Linked DNA regions of Homo sapiens: regions 2, 3 and 4 are each linked to region 1. Evidence: chromatin contacts called from ENCODE Hi-C or POLR2A ChIA-PET data. All regions are on one chromosome and are shown on one strand. Each heading gives the region's core, a stretch centred on a gene start or an enhancer-like site at or near the end of the contact. The rest is flanking DNA. Distances are from core to core; before and after follow the strand shown.

Region 1 (2,762 bases), core at 88-2,587:
AAATTTAAACATCTCTATTAGTTTCCTGTGGCAGCTGTAACAAATGACCACAATCTTGGTGGCTTAAAACAATAAAAATTTATTCTCTCCACGCCAGGTGCAGGGCTCTCGCCTGTGATCCCAGCACTTTGGGAAGCCAACGCAGGAGGATCGCTTGAGCCCAGTAGTTCGAGACCAGCTTGGGCAACATAGTGAGACCCTCATCTCTACAAAAAACTTTAAAAAATTAGCTGGACATGGTGGTGTGAGCTGGGAGTCCCAGCCACTTGGGAGGCTGAGGTGGGAGAATCGCTTGAGCCCAGGAGGTCAAGGCTGCAGTGAGCTATGATCACACCACTGCACTCCAGCCTGGGCAATAGAGCAAGACCCTGTCACTGAAAAACAAACAAACAAAAATGATTAGTTCTGGAATCCAGAAGTCTGAAATCAAGGTGTTGGAGGGGCCCCGCTCCCTCTGAAGGTGCTAGGGGAGAATCCTTCCTTGCCTCTTCCCGCTTCTGGTGGCTCCAGGTGTCCTTGCCTTATGGCAGCCTCGCTCCTGCCTCTGCCGACATTTCCGTGTAGCTCCCTCTGTGTCAGCATCTTCTCTTCTTGTAAGGACACTTGTCAGTGGATTTGGCCCCCCACGGATAATCCAGGACGATCTCATCTTGAGATCCTTACTTTTTTTTTTTTTTAAGATGGAGTTTCGTTCTTGTCACCCAGGCTGGCGTGCAATGGTGCAATCTGGTCTCACTGCAACCCTCTCCTCCCGGGTTCAAGCGATTCTCCTGCCTCAGCCTCCCAAGTAGCTGGAATTACAGGCATCCGCCACTACGCCTGGCTAATTTTTTATTTATATTTTTAGTAGAGAGGGGGTTTCGCTGTGTTGGTCAAGCTTGTCTTGAGCTCCTGACCTCAGGTGATCCGCCAGCCTCAGCCTCCCAAAGTGCTGGGATTACAGGAGTGAGCCACCGCGCCCGGCCGAGATTCTTATCTTCATTACATTCGCAAAGACTCTTTTTTCAAATAAGACTGTATTCCCTGGTCCCAGGTGGACGTGTCTTTTGCAGGGGGGCCACCAGTCAACCCACTGCAAAATCCCCAGGCAGTGCCCTCTCCCACGTTCCTCTCCTCCTTGGGGCTCCCAGCCCCTCCAATCCAGCCTCCTTGAGTAGGAACTGTGTGGTCCTCATTCACTTTTCCACCCCTAGGGCCCAGAGTGGGCAGTGTGTTTGCAAATATAACTCCGTTCCTCTCTTCTTCCCTCCCTCCCTCCAGTAACCGATGCCACCAGAGGCTAGAACTGGTGCTGCACCTGTGGGACGAGGGCGCCACCGTGTGTCCAGCTTGGAGCAGTGTGGTCACAGGCTTGAGCCCAGCCCCTGCCCTGCTGACAGCCACTTACAGAGCGCCTGCCCCACCAGTCACTCCACCCACATCAGCCCTCTTCTTCATGGCCGCAGTATAAAGAGGGAATTACTATCCAGTTTTTCAGATAAGGAGACTGAGGCTGAGACCTTGCTAACGTCACCCAGCCTTCAGCTGCCGCCAACTCCAAAGCCACACCCACGCCATGCTGTGGACCAAAACTAGACCTGTGCGTGGGTCTGGGCGTGAGCCTTCAGACTTCTCAGGGTGTCCTGCTATTGGGAAGCTGACGCAGGAGGATTGCTTGAGCCCAGTAGTTCGAGACCAGCTTGGGCAACATAGTGAGACCCTCATCTCTACACCTCTTCTGTAAAGGGGGGAAGGTGCCAAGGACCGCCCTTGCCAGGTGGCCCCTTCCCCGTCTCTGGCCCTGAGAGAGACCTGCAGACCCCTGAGGCCTGTGGGTCTTGGGGGAATGAATTTTTGGGGAATACAATTCTGAGTACTTTCCAAACATTAGTCTTTTTGAATATTTTGGTGTTCATTGTTTTTCTCTAAACATTTGCATATGTGTGAACTATTTAGTGATTTAAAAAATATACTTAACTGGGTTAAAACTTTACGTAGGGCTGAGTGCAGTGGCTCACGCCTGTAATCCCAGCCCTTTGGGAAGCCACGGTGGGCGGATCACTTGAGGTCAGGAGTTTGAGACCAGCCTGGCCAATATGGTGAAACCCTGTCTCTACTAAAAATACAAAAATTAGCCGGCTGTGGTGGTGCATGCCTGTAATCCCAGCTACTCGGGAGGCTGAGGCAGGAGAATTGCTTGAACCGGGGAGGTGGAGGTTGCAGTGAGCCAAGATTGTGCCACTGCACTTCAGCCTGGGCGATGGAGTGAGACTCTGTCTCAAAAAACAAAAGAAAACGAAACCAACTTTATGTAGGCCTCCAGTTCCCCTCTAAAAGACAACAGCTGGCTGGGCGCAGTGGCTCACGCCTGTAATCCCAGTACTTTGGGGAAGCCAAGGCAGGAGGTTCACTTGAGGCCAGGGCTTCGAGACCAGCCTGGGCAACATAGTGAGACCCTGTCTCTATTTAAAACAAACAAACAAAAAAGGCCTGGCACCGTGGCTCATGCCTGTAATCCCAGCACTTTGGGAGGCTGAGGCAGGCGGATCACCTGAGGTCAGGAGTTTGAGACCAGCCTGGCCATGCGGCGAAACCCTTACTAAAAATACAAAAATTAGCCAGATGTGGTAGCGGTGGGGGGTGCCTGTAATCCCAGCTCCTCAGGAGGCTGCGGCAGGGAAAATTGCTTGAACCCGAGAGGTGGAGGTTACAGTGAGCCAAGATCGCACCATGGCCCTCCAGCCTAGGCAACAGAGCGAGACTCCATCTCAAAAAAAAAAAAA
Region 2 (2,762 bases), core at 186-2,685, 410 kb before region 1:
AAGCTCATTAATGATCTCCACGTTGCTAAATCCAATGGCCAACTCTCCTTCTCATTTAGCCTGATCTATCAGCTGGCACATTAGGCCACTTGCTCTCCTCACTTGACTCCAAGGACACCTCACCCTCTTGGTGTTCCCCCACCTCCCCGGCTTCTCTTTTCCCCCAAGCACTCAATGTCCAAATGCCCTAATGCTCAGCCACGGGTCATCTCCTCTTCTCTACTGACACTCACTGGGAATGGGGTAGCAATCCCACACGTTTCTTATTTTTATCTTCAGACTAGCTCTCTTTGCACCCACATATCCCACAGGTAATTTTTGGGCTCTATCTTTAAAATAGTAATATATCCAGAATTCAAAACCAGTTCTCACCACCTCTACTCCTACCACCCTACTATAAGCTACTGACTTCTCTCATCTAGATTACTACAAGCAGGCCGGGCACGGTGGCTCACGCCTGTGATCCCAGCACTTTGGGAGGCCGAGGCGGGTGGATCACAAGCTCAGGAGTTCGAGGCCAGTCTGGCCAACATGGTGAAACCCGTCTCTACTAAAACTACAAGCAATTAGCAAGGCGTGGTGGTGCACGCCCATAATCCCAGCTAGTCGGGAGGCTGAGGCAGGAGAATCCCTTGAACCCCGGAGGTGGAGGCTGCAGTGAGCCGAGATCGCGCCACTGCACTCCAGCCTGGGCGACAGAGCAAGACTCTGTTTCAAAAAAAAAAAAAAATTACTGCAAAGGACCGTCCCAGACTTTTATTTAATGCCACCCGGTGGAGCTGCCCCAGACCCTCCTCTGGAGTACTCCTATACTACATACGTCTAGAACTGGGGAAGCTCACGCGACCACCGTTACCTGCTTGCTTGCTTACTTATGGGCCTGTGACCCCTTTTCTAGAAAGTGAGCACGTGGAGAGGCAGGGACGATTGTTCATTCACCTCAATATTCCCACTGCATGATACAGAGCCCGGCTCGCTGGAACATTTGCTGAAGGACACCTTTTCTACGGATCCCCTCTGGACCCTCGAGCCTGGGCCCTCCTGTGCCTCCAGCCGGGGCTGTGCTCCTGGGTCGCCCGCCCTTCCCTTCCTCGGCTCCGCCGGCCCCCTCAGGACCCCAGTCCCCTCAGACATTGCCCCTAGACGCCAGGCTCCTCAGCCGACCCAAGCCTTGCCTCATCCGCCCCTTCCAAGGTTGCCGCAAAGGCCACTCCGCTCCCGCACTCACTTGTCCTCGTTGTCTGACATGACACCCTCGCCTCAGCGACCCCGCTGCGCCCCGGTCCCGCGCGGAGACCCGCAAACAGCGACACTACGACTCGCGCGGCTCCTAGCTTATCTTGCGCCTGCGCCGTAACCCAGAGGAAATCACTTCCGGGAGGCAGGACAGAGCGGGGAAAGTGCGCATGCGCTGACTGGTGTGTGCGCGTTTCTATAGTAGCGAGAGGCGCTAGCTGCCAGCTCCAGCAGCCCAGATCGCGCAGTATTTCTGCGTGGCACCGGTGCGGATGCGGCTGTAAAGCAGTGGTCACCGCCTCCGGGAGCCCACTTCTATGTGGAGAGGGGAGCACCCAGAGAGGGTCTTAGGGTGAAATTTCAATTTTGGCATATCACTCAGTGGGTACTGTTGTGACCATGGCTGTGTTAACACTCCCTCCCGAGGAGACTTCCCTGCCACAGGCGCTGGGTCAGAATGAGGACTGTGTGTGTGTATCTGTGTGTCTGGATGGGAGGTTTGGGCACTGTCGCAATATTAACTGGCGGCATCATTCTCTGGCTCGATCCCCGCTTCCAGACTTCTGGGGGTGTTGGGCGTCGGGGAACAGAGATTAGGGACAGGAGACAGGGGGTGTGTCATTGCGTCTTTCCCTCCTCAGAGTCCTCCCATGGCTTCACAGAAGCAGATGGAGGTAGTGACCAAAGGAACTGGGTTCCGGCGCCGCCCCAAGACCATCACTTACACCCCGGGGACCTGCGAGCTGCTCAGAGGTCAGTCCGTTAAAGCAGCGATCCCAGCCTTTTTGGCACCAGGGACCGGTTTCGTGGAAGACAATTTTTCCACTGACGGAGGTGTGGGGAATGGTTTCGGGATGAAACTGTTCCACCTCAGATCATCAGGTATTAGTTAGATTCTCATAAGGAGCGTGCAACCTAGATCCCTCGCGTGCGCAGTTCACAATAGGGTTCGCGCTCCTATGAGAATCTAAGGCCGTCACTGACCTGAAAGGAGGCGGTGAGGCTCGCTAGCCTGCCGCTCACCTCCTGCTGTGCGGCCCGGTTCCTAACAGGCCAGGGACTGGTACCAGTCCACGGACGGAGGGTTGGGGACCCCTGAGTTAAAGGATGAGAGAAGAATGGTGGTAGTTACCCTCTGTAACTCAGTTCCCCCGTACCTGACCTGTGGCTTAGCACTATTTTCCTTTACAGATAAGGAGCCTGGGGTTCAGAAAGCTTCAAAATTCTACTGCATATGCCTTATTCGGGGGCGGGGCGGGGCGGGGGGGAGGGGAAGGTTCAAGGTGCTACACCTTGCCAAAAGTCAAAGAACTAAAATTTTTAGAGTAGTTAACTCCTATGCATCCTTTAGATCACACTTTCAACTTTCCCGAGGAAGACTTCTGCTCCTCACCACCACAGTAGGATCAACTGTTATGTGCCCTCACACATTTTCCTTCACTGGGCTTAGCACAAGCTGTAGTCAGTTATTTGGTGTCCCATCTATCCCTCCAGATCATGAATTTCATCAGGCAGGAACCGTGCCT
Region 3 (2,762 bases), core at 71-2,570, 400 kb before region 1:
GGCAGGAGAATGGCGTAAACCCAGGAGGCGGAGCGTGCAGTAAGCCAAGATCGTGCCACTGCACTCCAGCCTAGGCGACAGAGCGAGACTCTGACTCAAAAAAATAAAATAAAATAAAATAATAATAATAACAAATAGGGCCAGGGCTTGGCGCGGTGGCTCACGCCTGTAATCCTAGCACTTTGGGAGGCGGAGGCGGGTGGATCACGAGGTCAGGAGATCGAGACCATCCTGGCTAACATGGTGAAACCCCGTCTCTACTAAAAATACAAACAATTAGCCGGGCGGGGTGGCAGGTGCCTGTAGTCCCAGCTACTAGGGAGGCTGAGGCAGGAGAATGGTGTCAACCTGGGGAGGCGGAGCTTGCAGTGAGCCGAGATTGTGCCACTGCCCTCCAGCCTGGGCAACAGAGTGAGACTCCATCTCAAAAAATAAAATAAAAATAAATAAATAAATAAAATAAAATAAATAAATAAATAGAGCCAGGCGCAGTGGCTCATGCCTGTAATCCCAGCACTTTGGGAGGCTAAGGTGGGTGGATCACAAGGTCAGGAGATCGAGACCATCCTGGCTAACATGGTGAAACCTGGTCTCTACTAAAAACACAAAAAATTAGCCGGGCGTGGTGGCAGGCGCCTGTAGTCCCAGTTACTTGGGAGGCTCAGGCAGGAAAATGGCGTGAACCCGGGAGGCAGAGCTTGCAGTGAGCCGAGATCGCGCCACTGCACTCCAGCCTGGGCGACAGAGTGAGACTCTGTCTCAAAAAAAAAATAATAATAATAAATAAATAAATACCCCCCCCCAAAATAAATAAATAAATATCCTGAAGCCCCCTCAGCCACTGCCCCTTTCCCCTATGGCCTCACCTTGCCAAAATTGAGGAGCAGGTGGCCCAACCTGGTTCTGGGGACAGAGCAGGGCCTCCAAATCACCACCCAAGTTTGAATCCCACTTTGCCATTTTCCATATCTGGGGCCTGGGTAAGTTATGTCCCCAGTCTACACGTGGGGAAACTGAGACTCAGGGACATGAAATCTTTGACCAGTGTCACACAGTGAAGGTGGAGCTGGTATTTGAACCTGGCAGCCTGATGCCCCCAAGCAATGGCCCTCATGGTGTACTGTACTCGGAGCCTCATACACCAGCTTCACCTTCCAAAAGCAACATCCGGGACAGGCTGACAAGCCCGGGACGCACAGCCACCACACGGGGGCTGGAAAAGCCACAGTAAGCCCTGGGGCCGGGCTAGCCAGGGAGGCAGAGGAGCCGTGCCCGCTCTGGCCACAGGGCGCCGCTGTGGCTCTGAGTGGTGGCCACGCCCCAGCCTCCTGCAGAGTTGGGAGTGACTCACACAAGGCAGTGGAAGCCTGGGACATTCTGTGGCTTCCCCTGGGACACTCCAGCCTCCCAAATTCCCCAGTCAGTAGACAGTTCCCCTGCCACCATCCCCACAGTCTGGAGGGGCTGTGTGTGCAGGGACAGCCCCAGATCAGAGACATGGATGGAAGCCCAGCCCCGTCACCAACAGCCAAGTCCCTTGACCTCTCTGGCCCTCCACTTCCCATCTGTCAAGATGGCCCTTGCCCAGGGCTGGCACCATGCCTGAGCCATAAGAAAGTGGTCAAAAGCTTTGGCTCCCAACTCTGGAATCTCCATAGTCCTGGGGTCTCTGCCTGCAGCTGCGGTTCACTGCATTCCACGGTCACAGGGCGTGTGAGGAGCCCTCCTCACCAAACCCCAACTCGGCCACATGGTAACCATCAGCCATCAGCCCTTCAGAGGGTACAGAGTCCACGTCCACTGTCTCCTGGTCCCAAGAACACCCGAGGACGTGGGGACCTTCATTCCCATCTTACACCTGAAGCCACTGAGGCTCAGTGAGGCTAAGAATCCTGCCCAAGGTCACACAGCAAGTTAGTGGCAGAAGAAGGAACAGTCTGACCCACGCACAAAACAGGCTGGGCTGGTCCTGGGCCTGATCTTCATTCACTGAGAGCCTGTCATCCCTGGTCCCTCGGACGTCCACACCCTACACTGTCTGTGCGGTTCCTTCTCCTACCACAGCCCCAGCCAGCTTACTGCCTGTTACAGTCTCTCCCATCCTTGGGGGTGACCCAGACAGCCCTGCCCCGCACCTCCTCCTCTGGCCCTGTCCCCAGTCTGCCTGTGCATCCTACTGGGGTTTTGTCTGCCCGCTCCCCCACTCCTCCGTGTCACCAGGCCCCAGGGCAGGTGCCAGGGGAGTGCCAGTGGCTGCACTCACCTGGCTTATTGAGGAGGCACCGGAGCTCATACTCGACATCAGCCTGGCGCTGCTCCAGGTTCTGCTGCTTGAAGCTAGGGGTGGGAATAAGGTGACTCTTAACAATTCTGCCCGAGCCCCGGCTGCCCTGCCCTGCGCTGTTACTGATGAGGGAAGAGGGTAAGGGTTCTCCATTCTAAGCTCTACGGATTCCAGGGAGGGATGCCCCAGGCGGGGGGACTCACACATAGATGAGCTCGGACTCTCGCCGCACCAGTAGGTGCTTCTCGTGGATGAGCTTGAACCAGTCCACCAGCATGTCATCCTCACGGCCCTCTGGAAGCCAGATACCCACTGAGGCCAGGGCTGGCTGCCATGCCTGGCTCAGTTCCCCGGGGAATAGAGGCTCCTGCCCCCAGCCCCACCCAGCAGGCCCTCCCAGCCGCTCCCGCACCATTCAGGCCGCCACGCAGCTTCTCCTCCAGCAGCACCCCACGGTGCTCCAGGGCATCCAGCCGGC
Region 4 (2,762 bases), core at 1-2,500, 380 kb after region 1:
CTGCTGCTTTCAGGTTTGCTCATGAGTTCCCGGAGGCCCATGAAATCAAGGTCACAGGCTCAAGCCCATGTGGGTGGTGGAGACGAGCATCCCTCTGCTCCACTCAGGTAGCAGCCCCGACCCTTCCTGGCTTTCCCCCGAATGGGGGGCCTCAGGGCGGGGGTATAAGGCATCCTCATGCCAGGAGCCCCTCCCAAGGGCTGAGAAGAGTCCCTCCTCCCTTGAGGGAGGCAAGGTGCCCAGTTTGGATTCCTCCAATCAGAGGATGACTTTCCTGGAAGAGCTTCTGGGATCATCCAACCCAAGCCAGTCCTTGCGGGGCATCTTTGGTTCCTGCTTGCTCAGTAGGCATCAGGCCTCCTGCTTCTAGAAGCGGCCCCCCCATTTCTCTTTGGGGTATCTACCTTCCTGCATTTGGTGAAGTCTTGGTTGAACTCTCAATCAAAGTACCCCACCCTTTCCAGCTGGAGGATGGGCATTTGACGTGATCTTAGCCAATGAGACTCTTTGAATTCTAATGAATGAAGCCAGCAAACAGCTGGAGGTTGGTGCCTCAAAGGGGTCTCTGCAGCTGGACCACACTCAGCTGCAGGTGCGGCTGGTCTGGAGTCTGCCCGTCCCTGAGGTCTGGGTCTTCAGCTCCCTCCAGAACCTGAGAACCACTCCAGATCCTCTAACTAGTTCTGTTTGGCTCAGGTTAGCTACAGCCTGTTCCTGCGGTCTGTAGCTCCAGAGCAGTGATGACTGCAGGGAGCGACCCTAGTGAGTTGGAGGCACTGCTGGGGCTCAAACTTAGGTCTCCAAACCCTCAGTCCAGTGCTCATGCCCCTGGGGAGAAGCCTCTGGCCTGGGGACAGGGGTGGGACTGAAATGAAGTGGAACCGAAGGGAAGAAATGAGTGTTCTCATCTCATGGTCTGGTGCTGGGGTGTGGGTGTTGGTGGTTTGGCTGCTGGGCAGAGTGTGAGGAGGTGTATAGAACTAGGCAGGCAGGGGTAGGATGCGGTCAATCAGACAGGTAGCCTTTGGCCCTCACAATCCCCTGCCTCTTCCCCAGTACCCCTGGCATGTGGTAGGATCTCTGATCTGGGGTAGAGGGGTGGGGTGGGGGTCAGGGATTTGGTAAACAGAGCCTGTGCCTGACCTGATTCAGACTAACCAGAATGGGTTTGTGACTCCGTGTGGTAGAGGCTTCACAGTGGGACTGTCTCTAACTCACTTTGAAAGTGAAACCAGCCACTCACCAAACATGGGGGCCCCTGCTGGTTCTGAAAGCTCTGGCAGCCTCTTTATTCACCAGTCACCCGAAGTATAAACCAGTTAGCAAGACAGCTTCAAGGTCAGCCAGCCAACTGGTGTGTGCGTGGGCCTCACCAGGCCTTCCAAGTGCGCATTTAGGTAGCCTTCCAGCAAGTCGGTGGGCTGTGAGCTCAGGGTCAGCTCTCCCCCATGTTTGGGTCACCTACCCCACCAGTACATTAGGCAGAGGAGGTTTTTATCAAAGACCTCCCGTACTGTCCTTGAGCATCCAATGCTCACACTGGCACCAGGGCCTGTGGTACAACACTGGTCCTACTCCAAGGCCCCGCAGACAGAAAACCGTGGGGGCGGGCACTCTTCCCCTCGCTGCCCTCTCACTCGATCGCCATCACCCAACGTGGTCAGTCATTGCTGTAATTAAAGACTATTTCAAATCTGAGATCTGTACTAAATATATGCATGCCCCTGTACTTGGCTAAGGCACCTGTGTCAGCCAGGAACTTCAGTTGCAAAAACTCTACTGGCTACTGTCATTAGAAAAGGAATCATTCAGGATATTCTGAAGCTCAGGAATCTCTGGCAGGACCCGCAAATCAGGCTTGGAGAAGCTTGGAGAAGCTTGGAGAGGCTTGGAGAATTGCTGCATCCTGGACACGATGTTCCGACACCACCCTCGCCAGCCTCCAGGTCTTGGAGTTGAGGCTTCTGATTGGGGAAGCCTAATCACACGCACACACTTCAGGACTGAGGTCTGGAGCTGAGGCTTCTGATTGGGTGAGCCTGGTCACATGATCATATTCCCAGCCTGTGGTCTGGAACCCAGGCTTCTGACTGGGGGAACCTGGTCACATGCCCTCCCAGTCAGCAGTCTGGAGCTGGCTTCTGATTGGGGGAGCCTGGTCACATGCTCACTTTCCCAGCCTGTGGTCTGGAACTGAGGCTTCTGATTGGGGGAACCTGGTCACATGCTCTCCCCGCCTGAGGTCTGGAGCTGAGGCTTCTGATTGAAGGAACCTGGTCACATGCTCACTTTCCCAGCCTGAGGTCTGGAATGGAGGCTTCTGATTGGGCAGCCTGGTCACATGCCTATGTCCCAGCTGCAAGGGAGGCTGGAAAAGCAGTTTCAGCTTACTGGTTAGGGTAGGAGACTCCTAAAAAAGGAGATAACTCCAACACAAGAAAGATTTGCAAAGATGCAGCGCACCCAGATGTAAACTAAATATCCAGGACAGCACCTGAGAAGAAACAGGGCTGGCAGAGGGTCCCTTTGTCAATGCCACCCTCAGCTGCACTCCTCCCTCTGAAAGTGGCGCTTCCTCACATATGGGCCGGCTGTGGTGGTGGAGTTTTGTTGCATGTTTAAGTTAGAATTAATGGCGAGTATTTTAAATGGGAGGTTTTCACGTTTTTTTGTTTTGGTTTCTTTGAGATGGAGTCTTGCCTGTGGCCCAGGCTGGAGTGCAGTGGCACGATCTTGGCTCACTGCAACCTCCACCTCCCGGG

The links. Hi-C counts contacts between places; a loop is a spot of excess contacts on that map. ChIA-PET counts read pairs that join two places held with the same protein, here RNA polymerase II (POLR2A). Pooled maps may share reads with other maps.
Region 2: a pooled map shows a loop between it and region 1 (4-fold over the local background). The contact joins the promoter of C22orf23 here to the enhancer-like site in region 1. A Hi-C loop is called at or near these places in 1 of 168 maps with a recorded cell type or tissue (PC-9), 1 of 37 single-sample maps with no recorded cell type and 11 of 50 pooled maps. POLR2A ChIA-PET finds 5 or more read pairs at or near these places in 3 of 52 experiments (GM10248, HEK293T and naive thymus-derived CD4-positive, alpha-beta T cell).
Region 3: a loop to region 1 is called in a map of GM12878, with 4 times the contacts of the local background. The contact joins two enhancer-like sites. A Hi-C loop is called at or near these places in 1 of 168 maps with a recorded cell type or tissue (GM12878), 1 of 37 single-sample maps with no recorded cell type and 8 of 50 pooled maps.
Region 4: a pooled map shows a loop between it and region 1 (3-fold over the local background). The contact joins two enhancer-like sites. A Hi-C loop is called at or near these places in 2 of 50 pooled maps.

The regions. Positions count from the first base shown.
Region 1 is chr22:37,537,551-37,540,312 of GRCh38, reverse strand. No RefSeq gene overlaps it. Among named protein-coding and RNA genes, the nearest start is that of CARD10, 20 kb to the right of the region's middle. RefSeq lists a silencer at 1,240-1,429 and enhancers at 1,048-1,547, 1,548-2,049, 2,156-2,365. Within about 2 kb of position 1,337, at least 3 of the 41 ENCODE cell types and tissues checked have a DNase peak (open chromatin) inside an H3K27ac peak, as active enhancers do.
Region 2 is chr22:37,952,274-37,955,035 of GRCh38, reverse strand. It overlaps C22orf23 (chromosome 22 open reading frame 23), which reads left to right and starts at 1,435. Exons shown (of 7, transcript NM_032561.5): 1 at 1,435-1,588; 2 at 1,878-1,989. The coding sequence starts at 1,887. POLR2F (RNA polymerase II, I and III subunit F) reads right to left here and starts at 1,337. Exons shown (of 5, transcript NM_021974.5): 1 at 1,229-1,337. The coding sequence starts at 1,248. RefSeq lists a silencer at 1,102-1,171.
Region 3 is chr22:37,932,614-37,935,375 of GRCh38, reverse strand. It overlaps MICALL1 (MICAL like 1), which reads right to left. Exons shown (of 16, transcript NM_033386.4): 11 at 2,697-2,762; 12 at 2,488-2,578; 13 at 2,264-2,337. Among named protein-coding and RNA genes, the nearest start is that of C22orf23, 20 kb to the left of the region's middle. RefSeq lists enhancers at 740-1,541, 1,542-2,344. Within about 2 kb of position 1,320, at least 23 of the 41 ENCODE cell types and tissues checked have a DNase peak (open chromatin) inside an H3K27ac peak, as active enhancers do.
Region 4 is chr22:37,161,064-37,163,825 of GRCh38, reverse strand. It overlaps a transcript of IL2RB not described here. Among named protein-coding and RNA genes, the nearest start is that of IL2RB-AS1, 4.3 kb to the left of the region's middle. Within about 2 kb of position 1,250, at least 7 of the 41 ENCODE cell types and tissues checked have a DNase peak (open chromatin) inside an H3K27ac peak, as active enhancers do.